2 separate regions of the Homo sapiens genome follow, and region 1 is linked to region 2. A link is an interaction called in ENCODE POLR2A ChIA-PET data of the cell type or tissue named here. Cell type or tissue: PC-3. All regions are shown on one strand. Links, peaks and the distances in the headings refer to the core of each region. The heading gives the core; the rest is flanking DNA. Region 1 overlaps CEP350 (centrosomal protein 350). Region 2 has its middle 26 kb from the start of QSOX1.

Region 1 (16,150 bases), core at 7,536-10,035, 72 kb before region 2:
CTATGGATTTGCCTATTCTGGATTTTTTATATAAATGGCATCATTACAGTATGTGGCCCTTTGTAACTGACTTCTTTCACTTAGCATGATGTTTTCAAGTTTCATGCATGTTGTAGCATGTATCACTACTTTGTTTATATGGCCAAATTATATTCTATTGCCTGGATATCCCACATTTTATTTATCCATTCATCAGTTGGTGGACATTTGGGTTGTTTCCACTTTTTAACTATTATAAGTAATGCTGTGAACATTCACATATAACCTTTTGTGTGGATATGTTTTCATTTCTCTTGAGTATATATTTAGGAATGGAATTGCTGGGTCATGTATGGTAGCTCTATGTTTAAATTTTTGAAGAATTGCAAAACTATTTTCCAAAGTAACTGCAGCATTTTATACTATTTTCCCACCACGTAAAATTTTTCTACAGTCCTCACCAATGCTTGTTGTTTTTTTTGTTATAGCCATCTTAGGGGGGACCATGCATACTTGTATCACCAGAACTTAGCAAAGTACCTAGCACACAGTAGGCAATCTACTACAAGTTTATTGAGTGAATGATTAGCATATAACTACTAATTGGTAGAATTGGGATTCAACCCCATGTCCTTCTGACTTGAAAGTCCCTACTGTGTGCTGCATTACATCTTTTACCTTATTGCTTTATTAGAAGATTTATGTTTTCAAAAACTTATTAAACCAAACAATTGCATTATATTCTGATAAGTACTGTCATAGAAATATACACAAAAAAACAGTATGAACACAGGGACAGAAGTGACCAAAGCTTCCTTGAGAGTTGGGGTGGGATCCATGGAGTTTCTTAGAAATAACACTTGAACTGATTCTTGAATTCCATAGGTCGTTAGGCAGACACAGCAGCAAGGGCATTTTGGAAGAGGAAATAAGCATGTGCTGAGGATCCTAAGTATATTAACCTGGCTTGTGTAATGAATGAATAAACCAAGAAATGTAAGGAGGAGAAAGCTTGGGGGAATATACGTTTCGTTTGTTGGCTGAGGAATAGCCAAAATCAGAAGTTCACATGGCATTTCAATACTTGAAGCTTAAAATCAAGGGAAGGGCAAAGATAATGATACAAATTTGAGGCTCACTCTAAATGATAGTAGTTGAAGTTATGGTTAAGATTGCCCAAGGAGAATATGTAATATAAAAGAGAAAGAGGGCCAGCATGGTGGCTTACATCTGTAATCCCAGCACTTTGGGAGACCGAGGCAGGTGGATCATCTGAGGTTAGGAGTTCAAGATCAGCCTGGCCAACATAGCGAAGCCCCATCTCTACTAAAAATACAAAAAAAAAATTAGCCAGGTGTTGTGGCACATGCCTGTAATCCTAGCTACTCGGGAGGCTGAGGCAGGAGAATCTCTTGAATCCAGGAAGTGGAGGTTGCAGTGAACCAAATTGTGCCACTGCACTCCAGCCTGGGCGACAGAATGAAACTCCTCAAAAAAAAAAAAAAAAAAAAAGAAAAGAAAAGGACCAAAACAGAACCATCAATTTTAAGGAAAGACAGAAAAATTTAAAGCAAATGAAAGAAACAAGGAAAGCTTGTTAGAGAGATGGGAAAAGCAGGTGAGAGTAAAATCATAGGATATAAGAAGGGAGGGCTCTTTTATTTAACATTTAATTTTGACATGATTTCAAGCTTATAGAAAAGTTGCAAGAATAATAGAAAGTCCTCAAATATCTTTCATCCAGATTATTCTAACATTTTACTACATTTTATTTAGCAAGTAGAGCTTTTAAAGAAGGAGATATGGTCAACATCTAATATTGCAAAGCAATAAATTATGTATTGGATTTGGCAATTCAAAGTATAGATTAAGCTTATTTAGAACAGTTTTAGTAGAGCAGTTGGGGTGGAAGCAGATTGTGATAAATCGTGATGTTAATGAAAAGTAAAGAAGTGGAAACAGTGAGTAGTAGCTCCCTTTCCCAGAAGTTTGATTTTGAAATGAAAGGAAAAAAGGGAGTGATAACCTAACAACACTGCCTATTATTATTATTTAAAAGTGAAACCTTCCTCTCTCCTACTCATCTTTCTCATCTTTTCCAATATATTCTCAGACTTATGTTACTTAGCTTTTTCTGTTTTATATTACATCTTTCTTCATTTTTATCTTGACTATAAAGTACAGTCATTTGGCCAAATAAGTTTACTTTGAAGCTATAATCCTTATTTTGTTAATTTTGTTGTTGTTGTTTCCATGTATCCATAAAAAGAAGTAGCAGTGGTAGCAGCCGCCAAGAAAGTCCTTCAGTTCCATCTTGTAAGGAAAATGAGAAGAAACTTAATGGTGAAAAGATAGAGAGTTCCATTGATGAACAGGTTCAGACTGCTGCAGATGATTCTCTACGAAGTGATAGTGTTCCATCTCTTCCTGATGAAAAAGGTAACTTTCTTTGCAAATAAATGTGTAATCATTTGTTCAGAAACCAGAGGAAAGGTGATCCTTGTTATAAAGTGGCAAATAAGCTGGATGTGGTGGCTCATGCCAGTAATTCCAGCACTTTGGGAGGCTGAGCTGGGAGAATTGCTTGAGCCTAGGAGTTTGAAACCAGCCAGGGAAACATAGGGAGACCTCTGTCGCTACAAAAAAATTAAAAATTAGCCAGGCTTGGTGGCACAGCCTATGGTCCTAGTACGTGGGAGGCTAAGATGGGAGGATCACTTTAGCCTAGGATATCAAGTCTACAGTGAGCTATGATTGAGACATAGCACTGCAGCTTTGGCGACAGAGCAAGAACCTGTCTCAAAAAAAAATAAGTAAATAAAGTGGCAAACAACTTGACTGAAACTGTGTTCCAGTGTTTTGGAATGTAGACATTAAAAGTGATGTATTTGGATATTTAGCTGAGGAGATTTCTAACTTTATCTCATTAATATTTACTAAACTTTATCTCAATAATATAGTGTTTCTAATTAAAGCATATTTAATTATAGATAATATTTGTAAGCCTTAGAAGGAAACACAGTAACGATATGTGACTTGTTTGTGCCATATCTCAAGTCTTTACCATGGTGCCTGTCTTCCAATAACAGTGAATAAATAATTGTCAAGTGACTATTTTAAAATATCATGAACAGTGACTTTAATTTCTTTAAACAATATTGAATTACTTGCCCTGTGCTTTACTTGACTAGCAGAAATACAAAAACAAAAAAGTATTACTTGGACTGCTGCTGCTTCTGGCCATGATGGAACAACAGGGACCAGACTTACTTACACCTTTTTTTTTTTTTTTTTTTGAGACAGAGTCTTGTTCTGTCACCAGGCTGGGGTGCAGTGGCGTGATCTCAGCTCACTGCAACCTCCGCCTCCTGGGTTCAAGTGATTCTCCTGCCTCAGCCTCCTGAGTAGCTGGGATTACAGGCACGCACCACAACACCTGGCTAATTTTTGTATTTTTAGTAGAGACAGGGTTTCACCGTGTTGGTCAGGCTGATCTCGAACTCCTGACCTCGTGATCCGCCTGCCTTGGCCTCCCAAAGTGCTGGGATTACAGGTGTGAGCAACTGCGCCTGGCCTACTTACCCTCTTAAAGCAAGTAAAATATCAGGCAAAACATGAAATAACTATTTTTAAGACAGTGGGCCTCAGGCATTGAATTGTGTTGATTCATGAGAGACTGGAAACAAATGAATGCTACAGTTCTACCAGTTTACTGCCTAGAGAGTTTCCAGACTGCAGAGCATGGAGCCCAGTGGTCTTCTTGAGTTGAGGAAATGGAGTTAGGAATCTAAAGAAGCCAAGACAGCTAGAATTCACAGGGCAGCCACTATCCAAAGAAACCAAACCCTTAACCTCGTATGTAGAAGAAAACATAAATCTAGGTGACGTTCGGTTTCATGATGACTTCTTAGGTACGTAACACCTCAAGGTGTGATCTGTGAAAGAAAAAATTGATGAATTGTGTTTTATCAGAATTTTAAAACTTCTATTTTGTGAAAGACATTGTGAAGAGAATGAAAAGCCACAGATTGGGAGAAAATATTTGCAGCTCACATATTTGATAAAGGATTTATATCTAGAATATATAAAGAACTCTTAAAACTCAATAATAGAAGGCTGGGTGCAGTGGCTTATACCTGAAATCCCAGCACTTTGGGAGGCTGAGGCAGGCAGATCACCTGAGGTCAGGAGTTCAAGACCAGCCTGGCCAACATGGTGAAACCCCATCTCTACTAAAAATACAAAAATTATCTGGGCATGGTGGTATGCGCCTGTAGTCCCAGCTACTCAGGAGGCTGAAGCAGGAGAATTGCTTGAACCCGGGAGGTGGAGGTTGCAGGGAGCCGAGATGGTGCCACTGCACTCCAACCTGGGCAACGAGAGTGAGATTCTGTCTCCAAAAAAACCAAAAAAAAAAAAAAAAACAAAAAAACCTCAATAATAGGAAAAACAACTCAATTTTACAAATGTACGGAAGATCTGAACAGATACTTCATTGAAGAAAATATGCAGATGGCACATAGACACAGGAAAAAGTCTTCAACATCGTATATCATTAGAGAAATTAAAATTAAAATTACAAGATGCCATAACACACTTATTAGAATGGCTATCAGAAAAACAGACAATAACAAATTGGTAACAAGGATGCAGAGCAACAGGAACTTGCATACATTGCTGGTGAGAATGGAAAATTATATGGTCACTGTGAAAGATAGTGTCTTGTAAGACTTAACCATACAATCCAGCAGTCAAATGCCTGGATATTTACCAAGTGATTTGAAAACTTATGTCTACATAACAACCTATATACTGATGTTCATAGCAGCGTATTCATAATTGCTAAGAACTAGAAGCAACCAAGATGTCCTTTACTAGGGGAATGGATAAACAAACTGGTACATCCATACAACGAAATACTATTCAGCTGTTAAAAGGAATAATCTTTTGATTCATGTAGCAACATGAACGAATTTTACAGTCCTCCGCTCTACCAGACCTCCGCTCTACCAGATGAACTGTTGAAGGGAGCACACATGGACGAATTTTAAATGAATTTTACTAAGTGAAAAAGCAGGCCCCAAAAGTCTGTGTATTATAATATGATTCAATTTATATGACAGTCTGTAAAAGCCACAACTAAAGAGTTGGAAAACAATTGGTTTTTAGGCATTGGGGGAAGAGGAAGTAGTTGACTGCAAAGAGGATGCACGGAGCAACGTTTAGGATGAAGGAACTGTTACATAGAGTAGTTGTTCTGTGTGTATGTATGTTCTGTATGATGCTATGTATTTGTCAAAACCTTGAAACTGTGTATCACAATGAGTAAATTTTAATATCTGTGAACTAATCATGCATACACACACATTAATCAGGATATTGGGAGTTCCCAAAATGGAACGCAGCCTGCAATAAATGGATCTAACTGTGTTACAGATACATGGCATAACAACATTGAAGGGGTTGGGGGAAAGAGCTGATCTAAGTAAGTAACTTTGGAAAATGGTGTCTTGAGTGGAAACTATTAATATAAGCCTAATACAAAAGGAACGGTACATAAACCTATACTCTAATTGGATAATAGTTTTTCACAGGGGTACAGGTTAACAGTTCTTTACATATATATTGGGTTTGAACAAATAAGTAAACGAGTGTTGGATGGTCAGAGCCAGGTTTCTCAGTGTTGGAAGGGAAGATACACAAGAAAGGAAGACTAGAATGAACTCTGGTACTGGATCATAGACATAAGTACGAATTCATGTTTAGCTGGCTGACTGGATGGGTACAAAAGCAATTGTAATTGTATGCGTAACTATGTGCACACACGTATACATGGATTAATATACATCCATATATTACCTAGCTCTGTCCACTGAGCAAGTGCAGAAGCAGTGATACAACTGTAGTAACAAGGACAACTAGTGCCTACAAATTCTTTCTTTCTTTCTTTTTTTAAGAGACGGGGTCTTGCTCTGTCACCCAGGCTGGTCTCGAACTCCTGGCCTCAAGGGATCCTCCCACCTTGGCATCCCAAAATGCTGGAATTACAGGTGTGAGCCCCTGTGCCTGGCCCCTAGATTGTGGTTTCTAAATATCATTCTTTAATAAAATAAATAAGAGCTCTTTGTAGAAATAGCTGATTCTAGGGCTGTAGGGAAAATACAGTTTGAGCCTGGAGTATCTTGTAGTACCAGAAAGGGAAGAAGTATTCAATAAAAAAAAGGATGCAGGACCATGGCAAAGGCACACAGGAACCAAACTGAAAGAGCTGTCATATTCTAATTAAGCTTGGAATTAATGAGTTTTTTAAAAAGATATTTTTACTTCATTTCTTTGATTGATAGTAATGTTAAACATTTTTTTCACTTTTACTATTTATATTTCCTTTGTAAAGCATCTGATCTGGCCTTTTTTCATTTTTCTATAGGTGCATTAGTGGTTTTCTAATTGATTTGTAAGAGCTCTCTAAATTTTTTGCAACATTAATCTTTATATGTCTTAACCTAATATTTCTAGGTATTTTTAGAGGCTTTTTCTTGCTTGTAAGGCAAATGAATTTTGTTTATTATTTCATGTCTATTTATTAGTGATCAATTTTATGAATTTATGTTGGATTGTCCCATAAAGAGGCAAAGGGCTATTAATTGAATACCTACTGAGAACAATTATAATGATAAAATCTACTTTCTCCATATTCTTTTAGACTCAACGTCTATTGCAACAGAATATTCTCTGAAATTTGATGAATCCATGACAGAAGATGAAATAGAAGAACAATCATTTCGATCATTACTACCTTCAGAGAGTCACCGCAGATTTAACATGGAAAAGAGAAGAGGTCATCATGATGACTCTGATGAAGAAGCTTCTCCAGAAAAAACTACACTGTCTACTGCCAAGGTGTGTTTCACTTTATCTGTGGAGGTAAATGGTTGTGGATATGTTCTCTCAAAGATATGAGAAAACATTTTGTACTTATCTCATTTGTCAGCTACTAGAATGATTTTTCTAAGATATCAGTTTTATTTTATAGTTTTCCTATGAAATCTGGTTTCACTTTCCTTACAAAGTACAATACAAACTTATTTTTTGGAATGATATATAAGGCCTTTGAGGATCTGAGCCAATATTATCTCTCTAGCTTTTGTACTTGCTTCACTCTTCTAATACTTTATTCCATTTAGAAATTTACATTCGTTCTTACCAAATTGTAATCCTCTTGGTTAAGAGGAACAAATTCTTACCCACTTTGTATCCTTGGGACAGTAATTGGCTTGCAGTAGTTTATTAAAATTTTATTGGCTGAATAAATTAGCAGATGAATGTTAATCTGCCTCATGTGCCTTTTTAAAGAATATACTCTTACATTGTTGGTGGCCTTGTTAAATACATAGTTTGTTTTTGTAAATGCATACCTCTTTTAGTGGAATTAAGTACCAAAAGGTTAGATGATGATAAACAAGAAAGAAACCATCTACTTTAGGAACTGAACATGCCATTCTCAGGAGGACAAGATAGCTTTTCTAAATTTACTATGGAGATGGTTCGACAGTATATGAAAGAGGAAGAAATGAGGGCAGCTCACCAGTCTTCACTCCTGCGTCTCCGTGAAAAGGCCTTGAAGGAGAAGACTAAGGCTGAATTGGCCTGGTTAGAGCATCAAAAAAAGTAAGTTCTTTTGAGCAGTTTTCACTAATTTCTTCATTCATAAAATGGAATGCTTTATATTTTAAGATTTTTTTGTTTCCTCATTTCATTTGATTAGAGCAGCCCAGTTTCTCAAGCTAGAAATAACGGCAGTCATACTTGATTTGTATTTCTTTCAAGACCTCCTCCTACCCACGTAACATTTTCTTTGCATTCCCCTTTTATCACTTAACTGACTGTAATCTTATGTTGTCATATGATGCAATATTGTAAACTTCCCCAAGTCCTTCTGTCTCCAGAGGACACATTCTAGGGCTTGCATATACCTCAGTGAAATACTTATTTGGATATTAATGGTTACGGCTACATGTAGCAACTGCTTTTCACATTTGAAAATGTTAAATTGGTTTGTAGACTTTTTAGTAGTCAAGAATTCTTGACATTATTCAGGTAAGAGAAATTTAATCAAATCTTTGTCTCAATGAAAAATATTATTTGCAGACATCTACGAGACAAAGGAGAGGATGATAAAATGCCCCCGCTCCGGAAGAAACAGCGTGGTTTGCTTTTAAGGTTGCAGCAAGAAAAGGTATGTTAGGGAAGGCACCCCTTTAGGACAGCTTATAAGGCAAGTTAGTTTGTGGAATCTATTATTTTGCCTGATTTCTTTTCCTTATCATTGCCTTAAATGAGATTTAGTTGATACTTCCACTGTTTATGTTCATACTACTATAATTATAGGGGTTGCTTGGTAATCTACTGTATTTCTCCTAAATGAGGATTGTGTGTCACTCCTAAATTAATAAAATACACAGGCAAACTTTCTACCTTCATGTAGTAAGTAGAAGAAAATACTCTTTTGAAATACAAATTTTAAAAATTAAGATATGTGTAAAAGAATCTATTTGGATTAAATTTTAAATTATTGTTTCCCTAGACTTTCATGACATATTAATTACATATTGATAAATATTTTGGCTTAATGGACTTAGAAAGACCTCAGTTTTGAATTCTGGAGAGGCAGCATGGTGGTGTAGTGGTAAAGAATTCAGGCTCTGGAGTTAGATTTCCTAGGCTAAAATCCCAACTTTACCAGTTGCTGGTTTCATAACCTTGAACAAGTTACTTAACTTCTCTGTGTCTCAGTTTCCTCATCTGTAAACTGAAGATAATAATAGTAACATACTTTATAGGGTTGTTTTAAGAAATAAGTGAGTTAATACATAAAATAAACTTAGAGCAGACTGTGGCACAATGGTAAGTGCTCAATAAATATTAGTTGCTATTATTTGAATTCCAGCGTTGTCACTTGAAACTGTGTAATCATGGTCAAAGTTTAAGTAACTCTCTGAGACTTAATTTCCTCATCTGTAGGAGTGGGATTATACTTCATATAGTGGTTGTGAGGATTAAATGAGGTAACATATGTAAAGTGGGTTTCACTGTGCCTGGTAAGTATTCAATAGATTCCAGTTTTTTTCCCCATATTAACCTGTTGTCAGGTGCTAGCTACTGTGTTAGATGATTTAGGAAGCTAATTATCTGAATTATATATTGGCTTATTACTTAGTTGTATGTTTATCCCAGGAAACATTACAGATAATATGAATTTGAATAAATTCTGAATTCCATCTTTTTTTTTTTTTTTTTTTTTTTTGAGACAGTCTCGCTCTTTTACCCAGGCTGGACTGCAGTGGCGCTATCTCGGCTCACTGCAAGCTCCGCCTCCCAGGCGCCATTCTCCTGCCTCAGCCTCCTGAGTAGCTGGGACTACAGCCCCCACCACCGCGCCTGGCTAATTTTTTTGTATTTTTAGTAGAGACGGGATTTCACCATGTCAGCCAGGATGGTCTTGATCTCCTGACCTCGCGATCCGCCATCCTCAGCCTCCCAAATGCTGGGATTACAGGCATGAGCCACCTTACCCGGCCTGAATTCTATTTTTTAAAAAATAAGTTGTGTCTTTTTAATCCAAAAAATTGGTTTTAAAATAAATTAAAATTTTTTCTTAGTTAAAATAAGTAAATAACTTTCTATAATGTTACACAATAGCTTTCTGTTATAAAATAGAATAAAAATAAGATTTATAAATTTATCCCTCATTCTGTGGGGTTTCTTTTCACTTTCTTGATAGTATCCTTTGAAGTATAAAATTTTTCATTTTGATACATCTGGTATTTTATTGCATGCCTGCTAATAACATGTTTTTTGTTTTGATTAGTTTGAAAATGTATTTGTTTCACCTTTATTTTTGAAGGATATTTTTAATAGGCATAAAATTATTTTCTTTCAGCACTTCTAAAGATATTTTCCATTATTTACTGCTTTCCATTGTTTATGTGGAGAGGTCAGTTATCTTAATCTTGTTCTTTTGAAGGTTCCTCTTAAGATTATTTAAAAATTACCCAGTTTTTCAGTAGTTTTACTATGATGCATGTAGGCGTGGTTTCCTTTGTATCTATCCTATTTAGGATTTGCTGAGCTTCTTGTATTGGTTTTTTTATTTAATCAGTTTTTCAGAAACTCTCTCTTCATGTATTGCTTCTGCCCCTCCCCCCCCCCCTTTTTTTTTTTGAGACAGGGTCCCACTCTGTTTCCCAGGCTGGAGTACAGTGGCACGATCTCAGCTCACTGCAACCTCTGCCTCTAGGGCTCAAGCAATCCTCTCACCTAAGCCTCCCCTGTAGCTGGGACCACAGGTGTGCGCCACCAGTGCCAGGTAATTTTTTGTAGAGATGGGGTTTCGCCATGTTACCCAGGCTGGTCTTGAACTCCTGGACTCAAGTGATCCCCCCACGTTGGCCTCCCAGAGTACTAGGATTACAGGTGTGAGCCACTGTGCCTGGTCACTTCTACCTCATTCTTTTTCTCCTTTCCTTCAGGGACTTCAATTAGACATAGGTTAGACCTTTTGACCATTTGCCACATCCCTCTCTTCTGTCTTGTTTGTATTTCATTCCTTAAAACAAATTAAAAACTAAAAACACTGTGCTTCAGTTTGGAAAGTTTTTATTGACCTGTCTTTGAGTTCATTAGTATGTCCTCTACTTTGCCCAGTGTGCTGCTAAGTCTATCCAGTGAGTTCTTAATTCGATTTGTTTTCGTTCTATAATACCCAATTTTATTCTTTTTAAAATAGATTTTGACTCTGTTGAAATTCTCTACCCTTTAATCTACTTTTCTTTCTTTTTTTTTTTTTTTGGAGATGGAGTTTCACTCTTCCTGCCCAGGCCAGAGTGCAATGGCGCGATCTTGGCTCACTGCAACCCCTGCCTCTCGGGTACAAGTGATTCTCCTGCCTCAGCCTCCTGAGTAGCTGGGATTACAGGCGTCTGCCACCACACCCAGCTAATTTTTTTGTATTTTTAGTAGAGACGGGGTTTCACCATGTTGGCCAGGCTGGTCTCGAGCCCCTGACCTCAGGTGATCCACCCACCTTGGCTTCCCAAAGTGCTGGGATTACAGGCGTGAGCCACCGTGCCTGGCCTACTTTTCTTTTTCTACTTATTATCCATAGTTATTTTAATGTTCTTGACTGCTGTTTCTTCCCTGTCTGCTTGTATGTGGCCATGTGTGCCTCTATTATTACTATTGTCTGTTTTCTTTTTTTTTTTTTAAACTATCGTATGGCCCCTTTTCTTTGCATGCCTAGTAATTTTTTTGTTGAATACTAGTCACAGTTATATAAATAACTGCAAAGGCTCCAGCTGATGGTCTCTTCCCCCAGAGAGGATTTATCCTTTCTTTTGCTATTTTATGAGAGTTTTCTTTTGCTATTTTATTAGAGTTATCAACTGTTCATCTTAATTCATTCAAAGATTGTGCTGGGTTAGGGTTAGGTTGTAGAGTTGGTAAGCCTCAGTCTACTTCTGGTCTGCATTATCCCTAGGTTGGGGCTCTCCAGGGATTCACTGGAAACCCAGATAATACTTTTTACTCAGCACAAGAGACTGGGGATTTCTGCCCTGCTTTTGAGACTTTTCTGGGTTAACTCCTTAGCCCTCTATGTGCTACTTCAGAACTTGACAACTGCTTTGAGGAGAATGTGAGTTTGAGATCTCCTGAGTCTCCTAGTTTTGTCACTGTGGCTCTGTGTGGATGGTTAGAGTGTTGACTGGTGTAACCACTTTGAGTTGAGAGCAATTGCCACTACCTGGTTCAGTTGAGGACATATATAATATATGACTCAGCAGTTCTGTCTTGGTATATATCCTAAAAAAGCTTTCACATATGTTCAAGGGAAAATGAAAACAACTTAATTTCTTCAATAAAAGAATAGATGAAATAAAACATATTCTTGCAAGAAAGTATAATACTGCAGGAAACTGAATGTGTTAGATATCAACACTGTCTGTAGAGATTTCTGAAATGATAGTAATTTTCTTTATCTGTGTTGTCCAATACTGTAGCTACTAGCCACATGTAGCTAGAAGCTGTCATATTGGACAGTGTAGCATGAGATCTTCATTTATCAAAAACCATAATGTTCTTTTTAATAGAAAAGCAAGATGCAAAGAATATATACAGTATTATACCAGTCATATAAATTTTTTTAAAGTAACCAATTAGTAGTATATGTTCTGTGGAACCACTCATGCATCAAAAGCAAAAAACCACATATAGAAATGATACACTTCTGGGGAAGAGAGGAAGGAGGAAGAGATTGGCATGGAGTTTGGTTTCATCTGTATTTATCTATTTATAGATAATAACATATTTGAAACAAATGTGCAAACTGTTAAATATGTTTAATGCCAGTCGTAGGGATATGAGTGACTACTTTTTCTTTTTGTAATACTTAAGAATTTTTTAAGTAAATATGCAAAATATACTCTTTGATCCAATTGGTTACCCCTGAAAAGTTGCCTTATATGTTGAAAAAACCAAAGTGTAAGAATATATGTGCTAAGATATTTCTTGCAACTGTAGCAGTAAGAATTCTTTTGACTGATAGTGAAATGGCTGGCTCTAAGCAATTTGGTACAACCGTATCCAAAAAAGAGAGACCATATTTTCCTATGTCTTATTCGTTTTACCCTCCCTGAAGTGACATTCATAACACATAAAAATAACCATTTTAATAAAGTGAATAATTCACTTACACCATTCACCATTTTAAAGTGAACAGTTCATTTGTACAACTTCATGAATTATTCTTACAAGAGGGACAAACCTGTTTCCCAAGTATTCCTTAGAAGTTGTCTCTTTTTTCTTCTAGGCTTGAATTGGGTGAATTTATACATTATTTAGTTCAGAAACTCAGGCCTAAGTTAGTGGAAGTTTCAAAACGTACTCTGTGAAACTCTGGCCTCTAAGACCCTTTCACAGGTCTGGAAGGTCAAAACTATTTTCTTAATGATACTCTGTTATGAATTTGCCCTTTTCACTGTGTTGACATTTGTACTAAATAGTAGAAAACAATGCTGAGTAAAACTGCTGGTGCTTTATCACAAGTCAGTGGCACCAAACTGTATTGGTAATTTTCTTATTCTTCATGCCACTTACTTGCAGTTAAAAAAAGCAAGTTTCATTTAGAATGTCCTGATTGAGTAGTAAGAATTATTAATTTTATTGTCTTGAACTCTTGAGTACATGTCTTTTTTGTATTCTGTGTGACAGAAACGGGAAATCCATAATCAGACATCTTTGCTCGATACCAGAATATAGTGATTAATTCAAGAAGTATTTGTGCACTTGTTTGAATTGTGAGCCTTTTTTTTTTTTTCATGGAATAGTATTTTTACTTGAAAGAATGATTCAAGGCAACCTGTGCTAATTCGGATTTGAGTGTTTGACAAATGTTTTTCTTAAAAACAAAGAAAGTATCCCTGTCACTTCAAATAAATAACTGACAATATATGTTGCCAATGATAAAATTCAAGCTTTCACACAAAAGTCAGGATTTTGAAAAATTTCTGTTGCCCACCCAAAATAATTTTTCTTTTGAGATTAATGGTGATATTCATGAGTATAACTGTTTGATATTGCATAATGAAGTGTGTCAACATTTAGAAAATCCACATAACTTAGTGAACCAACATTTTCCCAGTGACCAGTGCACAATGTTAAAAAAAAAATCAAGCTAGACAATAAAGAGATTTGCAAAACTCTAAAATATCATTCTTTTCACTAAATTATTTTTTGTTTTGGAAAATATAGTTACTTTCTTTAAAATGTACACAATCATTGTATACTCATTAGGGAATGAGAATAAAGAGCAAGTAATATATTTGCTAACAATGTATTTAGTGTTATAAAAAATGGTTTGATGCTCAGAGTCCCCTAACAGGGTCTCAAGACTTCCAGGGATTTCATAGAGCACACTTTGAGAACTGCTACTCCAGAAAAATTTATAAATGTGCCCAAGAAGACAAAATGTATAAGGCTCTTCACTTACAGCATTGTTTGTACAATAGTGAAAAATAAAGAACAACCTTAAAATCTCACCATATGGGGTGGGCACAGTGGCTCATGCCTATAATCCCAGTGCTTTGGGAGGCCAAAGACAGATCACTTGAGGCCAGGAGTTTGAGACCACTCTAGGCAACATAGCAAGACCCTGTGTCTACAAAAAAATAAAATAAAATAAAAATTAGCTATGCGTGGTGGCACGTGCTTGTAGTCCTAGCTACTTGGGAGGCTAAGGTGGGAAGATCACTTGAGCCCATGAGTTTGAGGCTGCATTGAGCCACTGTACTACTCCAGCCTGGGCAACAGAGCAAGACCTTGACTCTAAAAAATTTTAAAAATAAAAATAATCCCACCATACATGGGTAAGAGATAAATATATGGTTCTCCACTGTAATTTTATGCAGCATTAAAAGGCGTAAATTAGCATGGTGAAATATCAAAAGTGATATCTAGTAAAGCAAGATTTAAAATATATACATATGATATTTATAAAATATTTTTAAACATACAAACCAAATAGTATATCTTTTTTTTTGCAGATAAGCACAAATATTTTTAGAATAATTTAAAAAGAATGTGCTGGAAGGATAGATACCAAACCCATGATAGTTGTTACCTCTGAGGAGTTGGGGCACAAGATTGCAGACTAGTTTTATCTGTAATGTTTTATTTCTTTACAGGATTAAAGACTAGGAGAAAATATAACTGAATATTAACAATTGTTAACTTGGTGTTTTGGAAATGTAGATGTTTATAAAGCACTTTTTTGCATTTTAAGGTAGTTTCAGAAAAATCTCAATGATTAAAATAATTATAACTAACAAATTTTAATGTGTTTATTATGCTTTATTGATAAGAAAACATTGATTGATTGATTGATTGATTGATTGAGACAGGGTCTCACTCTGTTTCCTGGGCTGGAGTGCAGTGGCATGATTTTGGCTCACTGCAACCTTGACCTCCTGGGCTCAGGTTGATCCTCCCACCTCAGCCTCCCAAGTGGCTGGGACCACAGGTGAGTGCCACCACGCCTGGCTAATTTTTGTGTCTTTTGTAGAGGTGGGGTTTCACCATGTTGCCTAGGCTAGTCAACTCCTGGGCTCAAGTGATCTGCCTGCCTTGGCCTCCCAAAGTGCTAGGATTACAGGTGTGAGCCACCATGCCCAGCCAAGAAAACAGATTTAAAACAAATTTATTTTTTAAAAAGGATTATCTGTTAAATTTTGACAATTATTAGCAGTGAAGTGTATTATCTTCTGCCCACATAGCAACTGAAAACAGTATTCTGTGTGGAGAGATATTGGTACAATGTAGTCTTAAATGTTTCTGGTAGCATTGTAGACAGGGGCAGTCCTTTTTTGAAAGCAATTTTAAAAACTGTTTTTAAGAACCATAAAATGATTCATTGTCTTTGACTTGTTTATTTTACTTTTAGAAATCTCTCCTAAAGAATTAATCCATGGTATGAAACAGCTATGGGCATTAAAGCATTATTTGAGATAGTAAAACATTATAGGGGCCTAAAAGTTTAGCAATAGAATAATAGTTACATTAATTAGTTTACTTGATAAGCAGCTATTAAACTAGTAAGTGTAAACGTTGAGTAGCATTATGGAAAAATGTAAAATATATGTTATGTTTTAAAATGGGATATGAAATTATCAATCTAATTATAATTTAAAATTAAGAGATCATATTAAATTATTTTAGAATGGTGGGATTATATATGATTTATTTCCTCCCTCACTATTTTTTAAACTTTTCAGTATTACTACTTTTATTATAAAATACTATATGTATTTATTTTTAATATATGTGCTGATTTTTTTTTTAAATATTACTTTGGCCTTGTCTTCTCCCAATCTTAATCCCTCTCTTAACTCTTTAAACCTTAGGCAGAAATAAAACGTCTTCAAGAAGCCAATAAGGCAGCTCGGAAGGAAAGACAGCTGATTCTTAAACAGCAGGAGGAGATAGAAAAGATCCGACAGACCACCATAAAACTACAGGAGAAATTGAAGTCTGCAGGGGAGAGTAAATTGGTAAACTACATGAAGTTATTATTTGTTTCCTGTCTTATTTTGATTGTCGGTATCTAACCCTGTCTCATGTT
Region 2 (16,150 bases), core at 5,103-7,602:
GGGGCTGAAATTGACTCAGTGTGTGTGTGTGTGTGTGTGTGTGTGTGTGTGTGTGTGTGTGTGTCTGTGTGTATGTGTATGTTGTGTGTGTGTGTGTAAAAACCTTTTTTTGCTATGTACAAGTATCATCTGGTAATAAAAATTAATATTCTCTCCCAAATAACAAAGCATCACCAAAGAGGACATATTCCACATGTCTTAATTTCCCTCTCTGCTAAGTGCTGCACGGGGCACATTTAGATAAAATTATACTCCCTTTTATAATTTAAAAACTATTCCAATTCTATTATCTGCTGAAATTAAGAAGCTAAATTTGGGTTGGGGCTTTTTAAACAAAATATTTTTTATTTCAAGTATAAATTAGACTCAAAGTAATTAAAAAGCTTTGCTGTTGTGCATAATTTAAGTGGTATATTTAACACAATTCAAGCATTCTTAGTGCTTTTTTGTATTAAAAGAAAAAGATGTGCATTTGGTGTAGGCAGACAGTATAGGGAAAAGAATTGTCAGGTTGTGTCACTAACCAGCAGCCTCCGTGTGTCAATCTGTGTAGAACTACACCAGGGAGGCCAAGATTTCTTTCTCTTGGTTCTGTAACTCTAATTTTTTTTTTTTTTTTGAGACAGAGTTTTGCTCTTGTCGCCCAGGCTGGAGTGTAGTGGCTCGATCTTGGCTCACTGCAACCTCCACCTCCAGTTCAAGCGATTCTCCTGCCTCAGCCTCCCAAGTAGCTGGGATTACAGGCACCCACCACCATGCCTGGCTAATTTTGTATTTTTAGTAGAGATGGAGTTTCATCATATTGGCCAGGCTGGTCTCGAACTCCTGACCTTATGTGATCTGCCTGCCTCAGCCTCCCAAAGTGCTGGGATTATAGGCATGAACAACCGCACCCGGCCTGTAACTCTATTTTCTATTAAAGTATATTTTGTTGTTGTGATACTGGCACCTTTTGTGAGTATGAATCACATTTTCTTGCGCCTCTGTTTTGAACAAGAGTACCACATGGGCTGGGCATGGTGGCTCATGCCTGTAATCCCAGCACTCTGGGAGGCCAAAGTGGGTGGATCACTTGAGGTCAGGAGTTCAAGACCAGCCTGGCCAACAGGGTGAAACCCCATCTCTACTAAAAAATACAAAAATTAGCCTGGTGTGGTGGCACGCCCCTGTAATCCCAGCTACTCGGGAGGCTGAGACAGGAAAATCGCTTGAACCTGGGAGGCAGAGATTGCAGTGAGGAAGACTCTGTCTCAAGGAAAAAAAAGGGGTACCACATGAAAATATGTTTTATGCAACTTATCCTTTCACCTGAAGAATACATGTCAGGAAATCAAAACCAGTCTTTTAACTCTAAATGCGTTACAGGATTCTTAGTTTCCACAACACAAACGGGTATGTGTGATGACCCATTTTAAATACAGTCAAAATATTTTTTAAAATAATTATCATCTAAATAACTTCCCCAACTGGTCTGTCAGTGCTACTGCTACTGTTTTGAGAAAATTAATTCAAACAATTAGATGAGCCAAATGGAATTAGAACTTTGAATTCCTACTGCAAGTCTCAAAGTTGAACTTCTTCACTTAGAGAAAAGGGGTAGAAAAGGCACTTACTCAAGAATTCTGACTGGGAGTGGTGGCTCACACCTGTAATCCCAGCACTTTGGGAGGACAAGGTGGGAGGACTGCTTGAGCTCAGGCATTCAAGACCGTCCTGGGCAACATAGCAAGACCTCATCTCTACTAAAAGTAAAAAGAAAAATTAGCTGGGCTTGGTAGTGTGCACCTGTAGCCCCAGCTACTGGGGTTGGTGGGTGCTAAGATCGAGGCTGCAGTGAGCTGTGATTAGGCCACTGCACTCCAGCCTGCCTCAAATGAGGTCTCAGAATGAGACCCTGCCTCAAAAAAATTAAAAATTAAAAATAAAGAATTCCTTGGGAGCTGCAAGATTGTATTATCCCTGCTTCTGACTTGAGAGATCATTATCTTGTTAATTCTACTTCCCAAACTATACATAACATGAGGGTTTAAGAGGTATTTGCAGGATTTTTATGATTTGGGGAGACCCAGAACAGAAGATGGGAGGATCTGCTGGTTTCCAATGAAGAAGCTGAACCCTTGAAGGGTTTTGCTCTTCAAAGAGGGGCCAGCAAATGGAAACAAGATCATTTCGGTTTCTATCTCTTTGTTTATAAAAACAGCTAAGGGTTTCTCTGCCTATAGAGTAGTCGTTCTCTTGTTTCTTTACTTCTCAAATAAATAAATAAATGAAAAAGCTAAGGATCTCAATGTGTGAAATAACCATTATGAAAAGTAAATTACTGAGAAGACCTGAGGGCAAGCTAATATGCATTTAACTGTAAGAAACAAGTTACTTGCCTCAAAGTCTCAACAACAGGAGTTTATAATTCTCTTGTAACAAGGACTCCAGAGGCGGACAATGCCAGCGCTGGCCAATGGCTTTGCAGCATCAGGGTTTGGGTCAGCTCCTCCTTGATTCTCTTGGTCCAGGTGGCCACAGCAGCTCCAGTGTCCCGTCCTCACACAAGGTCCAATGTGAGAAGGGAGGGAGGGAACATCTCGTTACCTTATTCCCTCCTTTCATCAGAGAGTAAAATTATTCTGAGAAATTACACCTTTAAAATAAATCAAATAATTTTTTTAAAAATGGACAATTTAAAAAATAACATTAAAATTACTGTGTTAGGAAAGTGTTCATAAGAGCAAAAAAGTTTAAAAAGTAATTCTTTTAAATTAAAAAAAATGTTTTTAGGAGTCCCTGGCAAACTTGCCTTCATGTGTCATTGGCCAGGAATGGGGCTCACGAATGATCACCACAAATCATAAGGGAGACTCAGAGAGCAAGTGTCTAGAACTTTGGGCTGTAAAAGTAGAAGGTAGGTTCTTTGGGTAAAGAAGAAGAGTGGGGAAACAGCTGTCAATTTCACAACCAGCAGTGTCTGCCAATGAATAAATGTATCCTAAGCTGCTGACTTTCTTGGCAAAATCATGAGTTTATGAATAAATAAAGGTGTAACTGAGTAGTCATTGCCGACCTGTTGCATCATCACACCAACACCCTTCCGCATGTTCTACTATGACCAGAAGGGCCTTGAACACTCATCTTTTCCATCCTTCCACCCTTGGGCACAATTGCATGTGAAACAGCCCCCAAATGGAGCAATTTCTCCAGCCTAAATCACCAGAGAAGAAGCCATCATTCCTGACCTCATTCATTGGCCAGAAGGTCTTCAAATTTCCCAGGAGGGCAGTCCTTGCCCTAGCATGACTTATGATCAGGCTGTGTAGACAAAACACACACGTGTTAATAAGTAAAGGACACCGTTAGGTAATGCCCATCCAGGGCTGGGTTCATTCATTCATTCATTCCACAGATATCTACTATTTGCTGGCACTGGTCTATGCACTGTGGATCCCAAAAGAAAACAAGAAATCAAGATCCGTCTTGAAAGAGCTTACATTCCAGTGTAGGAAGACAGACAATAAGCTAGTAAGCCACTGCATAAACAGAACAGTGGTAAGATCTGTGAAGCACCTAGAACGGATGATATAAAATAGGGGGTGGGGGGCAGGAGCTACTTTATTTTATTTATTTATTTATTTTGAGACGGAGTCTCGCTTTGTCACTCAGGCTGGAGTGCAGTGGCGCGATCTCGGCTCACTGCAAGCTCCGCCTTCCAGGTTCACACCATTCTCCTGCCTCAGCCTCCCGAGTACCTGGGACTGCAGGAGCCCGCCACCACACCCAGCTAATTTTTTGTATTTTTAGTAGAGACAGGGTTTCACCGTGTTAGCCAGGATGGTCTCGATCTCCTGACCTCGTGATTCGCCCGCCTCATTCTGCCAAAGTGCTGGGATTACAGGCGTGAGCCACCGCGCCCAGCCAGGAGCTACTTTATACAAGAAGGTCAGGGGAGGCCTTTCTGAGAAGCTAACACTGGCGCTAAGACCTGAAAGATGAGAAGCCCGTTGCGAAAAGATCTGATGGAAGAGCATTCCAGGCAAAGGGAACGGCCAGTGCAAAGGCTCTAAGATGGAACGAGGAATAGAAAGAAGACCAGTGCGGCCACAGCACAGTGAGCAAGGGAGAGTGGTAGACACTGAGATCCGCCAGGATCCAACAGGGCCTCATGGGCCACAGGATGGTTTGGGATTTATTCGAGGTACAATATTCCACCTTGGCGAGTCGTAAGCAGGAGAGCGACATGACCAAGTTGAGTGCAGAATGGATTTTAATAGGGCAGGTGTTGAAGCAGAACATGCATTAAGAAGCTATTGCAGGCGATGATGGTAACTGGGCTAGAGAGTTGGCTGTGAATGGAGAGATGGGCTGTCTTTAGAGAGCGTGGACTGAATATGGGTGGTGAGGGAAAGAGGACTTTGGCCTGAGCATCGTGGTGGCTGGTGTGCCGTTGATGGAGATGAGGAAGACTGGAGCTGGGCCGCCTCACGGCTTTTATAGATTCAGGGTCTTCCGCGGTGGGAAAGACAACTGTGGCTTATGGTACTAAGAGCCCTTTCAAGAGGAGGCCTAGGAGGGTGTTTCATGCGGAGGGAGGTGTGAGCAGAAGCAGAAAGGCAGGCTGTTTTGATTGGAAGGCTGGGGCAATGGGGCTGGAGAGGTGTGATGGGACTACACCATGGACATTTGAAGCTGCATTTAACAAATGATTTCTCCTGTCAGTTCTTCAGCAACCTCACAGTGACAGCTGTGCTGGCAGGGAAGAACGTCTGAGTGGTGGGAGGCAGGTGGCTGGGGTAAGGTCCACTGGCCACTGTCAAGAGGCCTCACTGAGGGGCCTTAACTACTTGGGACAATTTGCCACCACCAGGGTCTGCCCCCCAACCTGATAGGGTTAGAAACCAGAACACATCCGTGCTCCCACAGATGAGCAGGCCCTCTGGAGAAGTCAGAATAAGTCACGTGAATTGGAAGAATGAGCCAGAAAGCCATCTTACTAACTCAGAGTGAATCCCAATTGCCCCATCCTCTTTCCACAGCCACGCCCCTCCCCTTGCCTATCCCCCGAGGCACAGCAATAATTGGTGGTAAGTTTGGTTAGCACAGAAATGGAGCCAAGTCTTGAGGAGCATTTCACCCAGGAATGGTGGGCCCGGGAAATCCTCTCTTCCCACTCATGCCTGGGCTGCTCCTGTCTCCATGCCACCTCTCTCCCTCCTGGACAATGCTGACCCTGACAGCCGCCACATTCACTTCTCCAACTGCCCAACAAAAACCTTCACAACAGGCCAGGCACAGTGGCTCACACCTGTAATCCCAGCACTTTGGGAAGCCGAGGTGGGTCGATCACCTGAGGTCAGGAGTTCAAGACCAGCGTGGCCAACATGGTGAAACCCCGTCTCTACTAAAAATACAAAAATCAGCCAGATGTGGTGGGATGCACCTGTAATCCCAGCTACTCGGGAGGCTGAGGCAGGAGAACCGCTTGAACCCGGGAGGCAGAGGTTGCAGTGAGCCGAGATCGCGCCATTGCACTCCAGCCTGGGTGACAGAGCAGGACTCTTGCCTCAAAAAAAAAAAAAAAAAAAAAAAATTCCTTCACAACAGATAGGGCTGCCCGCCAAGCTTACCTCGTGGGAGCCCTTGACATATATCATCGTATGCAGCCCTCATGACCACCTTCTGAGGTCAGCCCCATTCTACAGGTGAGGGAACTGAAGTTAAAAAGGTTAAGGATCTTGCTCAAGAACACAGAGCTTGTGAGTGACACAACCTGGCCTCACCTGGGTCTGTCTGGCTCCCACAGCCAGGCCCTCTCCAGATGCCTTTACTCCTATGTTTCTATTCGTCCATTGTTCCATTTCTTGGAACATCTTCCTCGGGCCTCAGAACACGTTCCACCTCCTCCTTTGGCACTTCTGAGTGGACACCCTCAGTCGCCAGCCAGACCACCACATCCTAGAAAAGACCCCAAGGACTCTCCATGGCAAAACTAGAATCTTTACATGCCACCCCATTTGTTCAGAATAGAACCCAAGCCCCTAGTGGGCTGCAAGGCGCCCCCCACAGCCTGGGCTCACGTCCCCATTACACACCCTCCTCAGGCCAGCGTCGGGATCACTTGGGGGCTATTGAAAATGCGAATATGGTGGCATTTCCCCAGCCTCTGGCCTGGTCTCTTGGCGTTGTTAATAGCGATGATAAGCAACATGACTGTTTACTCTTGCTAGTCACTTGTTTTACAAGTATTTGTTCACCTAATCCACAAATTACCCTGTGAAACAGAAACTGTTAGTAGACATATTTAATAGACGAGATGGTTGAGGCACCAGGAGGGTAATTAACTTGCTCAATATCATCAGCTAGTAAGTGGTGGAGCTGGATCGGAAACCATTTGTCACGTCTATCCCCAGACGCCCAGCAGGTTCACATCTCAGACCTAAAGCTTGTATCTGCTGAAAACAGATGACTCAGGCCTGACTTCCAGGTGTTGGAGCAGAGAAAAGAGAAAACCAACTGGGTCTGCAGCCTGCACTGGGACCACGCCCTTCTGAGAGCCACTGCGCCCAGGTTAGGACGGCGCAGGTTCAGTTCTGCCACATGAATTCAGACCCCACTTCTTCCCAAATAGGGTAAACAAAAGAATGTCAGCCTCAACATCCTGTTCTTTAGAAATCCCTGCTGCTTTCTTCCTTAGCCCCACCCACTGTAATACTTTGCTCAAGGTAGGTTTCATAGTGAGTTGAAAGGCAGCCTTCATTTCTCAATATGACAAATTAAACTCTTGTCAAGGGATGCTTTATATTTAGCTATTAAAAAGAACTGAAAACAGGTCGGGCATGGTGGCTCACGCCTGTAATCCCAGCACTTTGGGAGGCCAAGGCGAGTGGATCACGAGGTTAGGAGATCGAGACCATCCTGGCTAACACGGTGAAACCCCATCTCTACTAAAAATACAAAAATATTAGCCAGGCATGGTGGCGGACGCCTGTAGTCCCAGCTACTCGGGAGGCTGAGGCAGGAGAATGGCGTGAACTCGGGAGGCGGAGCTTGCAGTGAGCCGAGATCACACCACTGCACTCCAGCCTGGGCAACAGAGCAAGACTCCACCTCAAAAAAAAAAAAAAAAAAAAAAGAATTGAAAACAATTTGCATGTCTGTGAATGTGTGTTTGTGTCTGAGTGTGTGGTGCAATCATTATTAGCAAAGGGGAAGATGGCAGGTGGCACATGTCACAGGCAGAAGAATTTTGCAGGGAAGTACATAGAGAATCCTCAAGGTGGTGACGTGCCTGCCACGTTCCAGGACTGCATGGCTCCCAGCAGCTCATAAGAATCCCACTTTGAGCACTGCAGGGAAAACGGGTCACCTCATCCCTTCCAGCTCAGCTGTGCCCAGGGCCTAGGACTTCCCACTGGGGACTCTGTGGCTGTTTATTTTAGTCCCTGCTCCTGCCAGCTCTGTGCTTGGCGTCCACCTGAGGCAGCTTCCTGGAGAAACGGCTGAGCCACAGGGCATTGTCCCCAGACCGCAGAGCAAATGGTGGAGTGCCATGACGATGACAAACATTTACTGAATGTGTAGACATTCCCACTTAATCCTTGAAAACAGAACACAAAATAGGCTAAGAGCTTACATAATTTGCCTGATGTCACAGTTAATAAGTGGTGGAACTGGCATTCAAACCCAAAACATACGCTTCGAACCACTCTACGGATCACTGGTGACCAGCTCAGGATGCCAGCAAGAGCAGGCCTCCCATGAGAGAGCGTCGTGCAGTTTGCTGGATACGGTGGGAATGACCCATATTTGAGCTCCCAGGGGAGAAGCAAATGGGGGACAGGACTGGACAGCCAAGGTGCAGGGCATCCTCTGGGAAGGCGCGTGGCTCGGAACACAAAGGCTTCCCGGGTGCAGCATGGGAGGGAGCCCGGGCCAGGCTTCTTGGGTCCACGCCTAGCTCTGCCACTCAGACCCACCCCAGGATCTGTGGGCCCAGAGGGGAGGATGGAAGGAGGCCACAGACCACATGTCTAAATATTTAAAATACTTTAAAGCTGTCAGTCAAGCCGACAGACATAAGGAGAATACACTCCACCCTCCTACGTTGACACATAAACTTCTCAATGACCTGGAAGGCCAGGTGTGAATGCAGAACTCTGGGGCTCCACACAGTTCTGTGTCTGGAGGAGGGAGTGTGGGGAGGCCCATGGCTCGCCCTCCTCTTCCCACGCCCTGCTCTGTCACACCTTCAAAGGGGCCACGTGTGGACAGTGAGACTGCTGGTTCAAATTCTGTCCACACTTTTCATAAAGAGCTGCCCTGCGGCCACCATTTGGGCCCACTGAGGTGGCAGCATGCACCCAAAGGAAGACAGGCCTGGGGAGAGGCCCTGGCAGCAGCCTCATGGCTGTGTGGGCTGGAATTCCACAGTGTGTGCTCCCAAGTGTAGTCCACAAGCAGGAAGTGAGCCTTCCCCTTGGCTCCGAGGGCTCCTTGCCTTGTGGGGAGGGCACCGCCAGACAGAGGCCAGAGCAGGCCATCTAAAGCGTGGGGCCCTGGCAGAGGCCCGTCAGGCCTGGCTCTCGGGAGGTTGCTGCCACCATTTCCTTATTGTGGAACTTTGGGCACATTAGTCTCTCTGTGCCTCGCCTTCCTCCTCTGTGAATGGAGATGATTACAGTGAGGAATAACCGAGGAACAGCGTGCCTATTCAGGATGAGTAAGGTGCTTATGGCGGTGCTCGGAAATAGTAAGTGTGATATAAATGCTCACAATTAAGTGTAATTAGTGTAATTATTATTTGGTTTTAGTCAGGGATCTTCAAAGTCGTTAACAGATTGAGTGCTGGAAAAAAAATAAAAAACTCATCCGTTCTCAGGCCAGAGCTTGTAAAGGAAGAGAAAGTGTGGGAAAGCAGGGAGCAGAAGGGAGTGGGATAGAGGGAACGTGGGGCATTCGCTGCGAATCCACCCAAAAAACATGCACTAGGGAGGCATGTTTCTAGGCCCCCGGTAACAGGAGTGAGAAAGACAGACGGCGATTCTTGCCTTCATGCACCTTCTTGGCACAGCAGTCAGGGTGGGAGGTGAGAAGGAAGATATTTAACAAGGAAACAAAGAAATAAGCATTATCATTCCAGATGGAGACAAGGGGAGTGAAGGAAATCAAACAGGGAAAATCAAGAGAGAATGACTCTGCAGGAAGGTGGGGTGCAGGCTGGGCCAGGCAGAAGGGAAGAACTACTCTCAGGAGGACTGCCAAGACCTCTCTCAGGAGACAACTGTAAAACTGAGACCTGAGCGGGGAAAACAAACAACGAATAACAAAAAACCTGAGACCTGAATAATGTGGAGGAATTGACTGTGTAAGAATCAGGGAGAGGGTGTTCAAGAAAACGGCTGATGAGGCCGGGCACGGTGGCTCACGCCTATAAACTCGGCACTTTGGGAGGCCGAGGCGGGCAGATCGCTTGAGGTCAGGAGTTCGAGACCAGTCTGGCCAACAAGGTGAAACCCCATCTCTACTAAAATACAAAAATTAGCCAGGCGTGGTGACACGCACCTGTAGTCCCAGCTATTTGGGAGGCTGAGGCAGGAGAATCGCTTGAGCCTGGGGAAGTGGAGGTTAGAGTGAGCCGAGATCGCACCACTGCACTCCAGCCTGGGCGACAGAGCGAGACTCTGTCTCAAAAAAAAAAGAAAAATAAACAGGGCTCTGGCATGACTCCTAGGTCTGGGGCCTGAGTAGCAAGCTGGTGTGATGTCTTTACTGAATGAGTCCAGACTAGGGGAGAAATAGAGTTTGTAAAGAAAACCCACAGTTTCAGTTAGGACATGTCAACTTCAAGATGGCAGTCATTTATTCCAATGGCAATATTGAGTCAGATACATGAATTTTGAACTCAAGAGTGAATTTAGGGCTAAAAATATAAATTTAGGAGCAGTGGTTCACAGATGTATTTATTTATTTATGTTATTATTATTATTATTTGAGACAAGAGTCTCGCTGTCACCCAGGCTGGAGTGCAGTGGCATCTTCTGGGCTCAAGCCATCCTCCCACCTCAGCCTCCTGAGGAGCTGGGACTACAGGCATGCACCACCACACCTGGCTAATTTTTTATATTTTTAGTGGAGACAGCTTTTTCCATGTTGCCCAGGCTGGTCTCAAACTCCTGAGCTCAAGCAATCCACTCACCTTAGCTTCCAAAGTGCTGGGATTACAGGCATGAGCCACCACGCCAGCCTGCAGATGGTATTTACAAGGGACAAAATCGGATGGGATTGCTTGCAGAGAACATGTAGGAGATAAGAAGGCTGAAGGCTGATGGCTGAGGGCCTCTCACATTCAGAGCTGTGGGATGATTAAGAGCCAGTAAAGGAGACTGAGAAGGAGTTGCTGGGGAAGTAGGAAGAGAACAAGCAGATGACATGGTAGGCTCAACAGTGGGCACCAGAATGTCCATACCCTAATCTGAGGAACATGTGAATATGTTACCTTAGGTGACAAAAGGGACCTTGCAGGTGCAACTGAGGTTAAGGAGTTTGGGATGGAGAAATTATCCTGGATTATCTCAGTGGGCCCAATCTAACCACCCGATTCTTTACAAATACACAAGGCAGCAGTGGGAGTCAGAGAGGTGTGATGATGAAAGGGGCTCAGAAGATGTAAAACACGAGGAAGAATTGACCCACCACTGCCGGCTCTCAAGATGGAGAAGCCAAAAATTCAGGTGACCTCTAGAAACTGGGAACGGCCCTCAGCTGACAGCCAGCCCAGACACAGGACCTCAGTCCTTCAGCCGCAAGGACTGAATTCTTCTAATAAACTGAATGATTAAGGAAATGGATTTGCCCCTAGAACCTCTGGCAAAGAATCTAACTCTGCCAACACTCTGATTTTAGCCCAGTGAGCCCCATGTTGGATTTCTGAACTACAGAACTATAAAATAATAAATTTGCATAGTTGTAAGCCACAAAATCTGTGGTAATCTGTTATTGCAGCAAGCCAGTGAATGTATGTGGTTTAAACTAAAAGCTGAAGGAAGAACGTGTTTCAAGAAGGAGGGGGCCATCAGCTGTGTTGCAAGCTGCTGAGAGGTTGAGTCAGAGGAAGACAGACATAACCTTTGAATGGGGCAACGCAGAGACTGCCACTGACCTCGACCAGCAGTTTCAGTGGAATGGTGAGATCAGAACGCAGACGGGAGTGGGGCAGGCCATGAAGGTCAGGGTGATGATGCAGTGAAGACAGACAACTCTTGTCAAGTTTTGAAGAGGGGGGAGGAAATGGGGCAGTATCTGGAGAAGGGTGTATGTTCATACAAGAGTTCCACTTTGTTTTAGTGAGAGACAGAGAGCAGGTTGTTTGCTGAAGGAATTGACCTTGTGGGGGAGAAAAAGTGAGATTTGCGAGTGGGGTTGGGGGACCAGCAGCAAAGTGGGATCCAGAGTGCAAGTGGAGGGGCCGGTGTTGATGGGAGGAAGGGGCAGGAGGGAAGACAGAAGATGAGTCTGGGCGCGAGGTGGCTTCTAGCTTGATGGTGGGAGGAAAAGGAGTTCCAGTCTGATGGCTTCTATTTTGTCATCAAAGTGACCGAAGTGAGGTCTTGTGTGAATGTACAAGGGGGAAGAAAGCATGCTGGAGGCTTGAGGAGCGAGAAAAGGGTATAGAATGGCTCACCCTGGAGCCTGGGAAGCAACCTGATGATAGAAGCGGAGCCCGCTGCCCCAGGAAGGAACTGGCCTCTGCTGCCTCTTTCACCTTCCTGGCGCGGTCCTGGGGGTGGTCTGCTGGGTTCAGGTTGGGCTGTGGAGTATGTTCTTACTCACTAGGCAGGTAACCCAAGCAGCTTTTATAGCCTTGGTCTCTTCACCACCATCATCTTAGTCATGCTTGCCCTGCCTACTTCCATCAAAGGAGGCAGCAAGTGCTGCATGGACAGTCAGGCGCTGTCTGAGTGGGAGTCATGGTTTTTTCCTTATGGATGGAGTCCATCCTGTAATACCTGGCCAGTGAGGAGATCCCCAGCAAGCTAGAGATGAGCACAGAGGGAGAGCGTCTGTCTAGCTCGCAGCAATGGCCTCTGCCTTCTGAGATCGCTTCCTTCGTAAGCGTAAGCAGTAACTTCCACCTCCACCCGGTCCCCAAGAGGCCTGACAGACTCCCAGCCTGGGTTTACTTTCCTGGGGCAATAGTAATATGAATCCACATAGAGGCTTGGTCCCCATGGGGTGCTCCTCCAGCCATAGTGTCTGCAGCTGTCATCTGGCTAGATGAAGGAAGGGAAACCAGGGCCTGATGCTGTCCTGCCATTTGCTGAATGTCACCCTCCAGGGTAGCCCAAGAAGAAGCAGTAAGTCTTCCAATGTGAGTTTCCTGTAAAAGTTCTTTGGTGACGTAGGGCTTTTTGTGTAGGTGATTTGGGAAGGGGCAACTTTACAAAAATCAGATAAGCTGGGTGGGTGGCTCATGCCTCTAATCCCAGTACTTTGGACAGCCAAGGTGGGAGGATTACTTGAGCCCAGGAGTTCAAGACCAGCCTGGGCAACATAACAAGACCCCATCTCTACAAAAAAAAATTTTAAATTAGCCAGGGCTGGTAGCCTGTGGCTGTTGTCCCAGCTACTCAAGAGGCTGAGGTAGAAGGATCACTTGAGTCTAGGAGGTCAAGGCTGTAGTGAGCTGTAATTGTGCCACTATACTCCAGCCTGGGCAACAGAGCAAAACTCCATCTAGAAACAAAACAAAACAAAACAAAAATAGATCAATAAGCCTCATTGTGACCAAAGAGAGGTAGTGTTCTCCCAGTGAAAAGCAGGAGTCAGGGAGCTCAAGGACTTTGTCCAGGATCAAACACAGGTCAGCTGAGGACCTAGGAATCCAATTAGTTTGACTTGACTCCAAGCTCATGTTTTATTCTACCATACGAAACTGCTTCCCTGGATCCAACCAGCCTGCCTGCTTCCCAGCAAAGGGAAGAGGAGGGAAGGAGCCAGCATTTACCAAGCACTTGTTTACCAGGGGTCCTGCTCTTTGCAGTTCACAGTCGGGGGAAGGAGCACCCCTAGATGGCCAAGAGGCTGTTTCATGATTAACCCCTGCCAATCGGAGGTCTATGGGAAACAGGTATGCTCTGGCTGAAAGCCATGCTGAGTTCAACATGTCATCCTGGTCACCAAAGATAAAAGGATCAGGAAAATAACAGCACAAGTAGATACTACATTCTCCTCTCCAAATACCTTCTCTCCTCCTCCTCTCAGTCCCCAAATGCCATTTTTCCCCGAAATGGAAAGTAGGAGATAAAACTATCAGGGAGATGAGGTCGGCGCGGTGACTTACGCCTGTAATCCCAGCACTTTGGGAGCCCAAGGTGGGCGGATCACGAGGTCAGGAGTTTGAGACCAGCCTGGCCAACATGGTGAAAATCTGTCTCTACTAAAAATACAAAAAATAGCTGGGCGTGGTGGTGCACGCCTGTAATCCCAGCTACTCAAGAGGCTGAGGCAGAGAATTGCTTGAATCCAGGAGGCAGAGGTTGCAGTGAGCTGAGATTGTGCCACTGCACTCCAGCCTGGGCGACAGAGCAAGACTCTGTCTCAAAAAAAAAAAAAACTATTAGGGAGATGAAAGTGAAATGGAACTCCTTCTGATCTCACAGAAACATTCAAACAGTGGAGGAGAAAGGCATAGGAAAGAAACTGGATAAGGTATATAAAGAGAAACAAGCACATAGCCCCTCCAAGGGATTTTGCCAAACGCTTCACTTCTGCTCTTTATCCACTTGTGATATTTGTAGATGACATAAGCTGGTTATGTGGCAGCTCTATGGACTTACTGTTGCATTGTTCAAGGCCAAGTTTCCCAAAAGGAGCTGGGGAATAACATAATGTTGAGTCCAGAACGTTCCTTTGGCAGAGTTTTATGTTAGAATCTTAATACAGAAATGAGAAGAGAAGGAATACACTGATAATATTTATTTTATATTTACAGTGGGATCCTGGTAAAAGGTGTTGGCACCCTTTCAAAAAATTGTTGGTACCTTTGTACAGAGCTGTGGTCATATCAATTGGCACAATACTTTTGGAAATTACAATTGTTCCGTGAAAGGGCCATTTACGCAGAGTGATGCCCAAGTGTCAAAGAAGTCCAGAAACCAAAGCAGGAGGCTGTCAAATCCAGTTTGTTGATTTTAGGTCACTTACTAGGGCAACTTAAAGACAGAAGCATGCTCTTGGGCAGCCACGAGATACGTAGGTCTCTGTACTGCAACCCCCGAAACCCAGGGCCTCTATCTCGGGGAAAAAGTGTATGTGCTCTGAAAGTGTATGTGGAATATAATGTATCTGGAAGTATACGTGCTCTGGGAAGTGTAGGTGGCTACCAGCATCACAGCCTATTTCTGCAACAGCATCAAGGGTTGCTTTGGAGGAAAAGCAAAACTTGAAATGAAGAGGTATTCCCACAGAAAGAGTAATACATCAACTAGACATTTTGTTCCTGGACTTGAAGTTAGTCAGGTAGATTAGCATTTAAAATAAAGTCACTCTTGGCTGGGCACAGTGACTAATGCCTGTAAATCTCAGCACTTTGGGAGGCCGAGGTGGAAGGATCACTTGAGCCAAGGAGTTTGAGACCACCCTGGACAACATAGCAAGACTTCATCTCTATTAAAAAAAAAAAGTAGCTGGGTATGGTGGCACACATCTTCAGTCCCAGGTATTCAGGAGGCTGAGGCAGGAGGATCGTTTGAGCCAGGAGGTCGAGGTTGCAGTGAACTAAGATCATGCCACTGCACTCCAGCATGGTGGACAGAACAAAACCCTGTCTCAAAAGAAAAAAAGCCACTCTTGTCCACAACAATTTGTACCATGAACCACAAAATTTTTCATATATATTTTGACCTAATGAACTTTTTGAGGAAAAAGAGATAAACACCAAAGATATGCATAAACGTTTATGACTATAAAACATTAAAAATAACCATAATATTCAATGTTGTAGAAATAATGGAGTAAACTGTTACCCACTCATTTGGCAGAATATTTTACAACCACTGTAATTAGTGGTGTGCTGGACTCAGCCCATACTGGCTTGAGAGAGCCAATTGTGTGCATTCTTCCCAACTCTGCATTCCATGATGTCATGTCAGTAGCATGAAATCAGCCATGGTGGGAGTATTTACACGAGAGAAATTGGCAAACACTACCAATTAGGGCTTACCCCATCCCCAGAGAGCAAGTTGTTAAAACATTTTCCAGCACACCATTGGTAAGTGGTATATATAAAAAAGATACAAAATTATAAGTGTACCATTGTCATAACAATGTTAAAAATGAATATAAAGATAAGACATGGAAGGGACTATAGATGAGCTGAAAAAAGATTGTGGATAACTTATTTTTTTATTTCAAGCTCTGTTTATTGCTATAGTCTTATTTATATAAAAACACATTTTTTAAATGTTTAAATCTGGTCTTCTGTTTTCACTATGACCAAATAATTTCCTATGAATTCATCCTCTCACATATACAAAATATAATCTCTGGAAAACACACACACACACACACACACACACACACACACACACACACAAACTGCATACAGACACTGGAGAGTGAAAAAGGCAGGCAGATTCTGAAGCAGAGTCAACATTTGGAAGAGGGAAACAATATAAAATAAAGTGTCCCATTTTTATGACAGTTAATTTGAAGGCAGGCTGCAGTTGGTACTGTGTGTAGAGCAGCTAAAACTTTGGTGGGAAATTAGCAATATTTTCTGGCCTGAAGACCAGGAGACACAGTTTAGGGCACCTAAAGCCATTTAGAAAATGAGGAGGGAATCCCAGAAGTGAGAGTCAGAGAAGGGAATTCTCAAGTTCTGTGCATAAACTGCCCACATTGCTGGCTGCCCTGGATCACACATATGTGGTACACATTCAAACCAGCCCAGCTTGAGCTAGAAGACGTGAACTGATTTTGAGCTGCTGCCCAAGATACAGCATTTGTAGCTAACATCCAGCCAAGTTAACTCGCTTGTTCCTAAAACCAAACCAAACCAAAAAGCCAACTCTCTGGAAAAAACAACAGAATCCAAAGTCTCCACAGCATAACACTGACAATGTCTTAGAAAAAATCCAAGAATATCTGACATATAAAGAACCAGGAA

The links. Peaks named below come from ENCODE experiments on the same cell type or tissue, not always from the same donor. Only the 100,000 strongest peaks of a DNase experiment are listed, where the experiment ranks them.
Region 1: POLR2A ChIA-PET joins it to region 2 with 42 read pairs; 4 of 35 experiments call an interaction of 5 or more read pairs at or near these places.

What each region holds. Positions count from the first base shown.
Region 1 is chr1:180,046,288-180,062,437 of GRCh38, forward strand. It overlaps CEP350 (centrosomal protein 350), which reads left to right. Exons shown (of 38, transcript NM_014810.5): 22 at 2,249-2,418; 23 at 6,683-6,879; 24 at 7,463-7,647; 25 at 8,128-8,215; 26 at 15,933-16,079. Among named protein-coding and RNA genes, the nearest start is that of CEP350, 100 kb to the left of the region's middle. In PC-3, for the core only: no CTCF peak of the experiment used is centred there; no DNase peak of the experiment used is centred there.
Region 2 is chr1:180,120,591-180,136,740 of GRCh38, forward strand. No RefSeq gene overlaps it. Among named protein-coding and RNA genes, the nearest start is that of QSOX1, 26 kb to the right of the region's middle. In PC-3, for the core only: no CTCF peak of the experiment used is centred there; a DNase peak (open chromatin) is centred at 6,401; H3K27ac peaks cover 2,026 bases.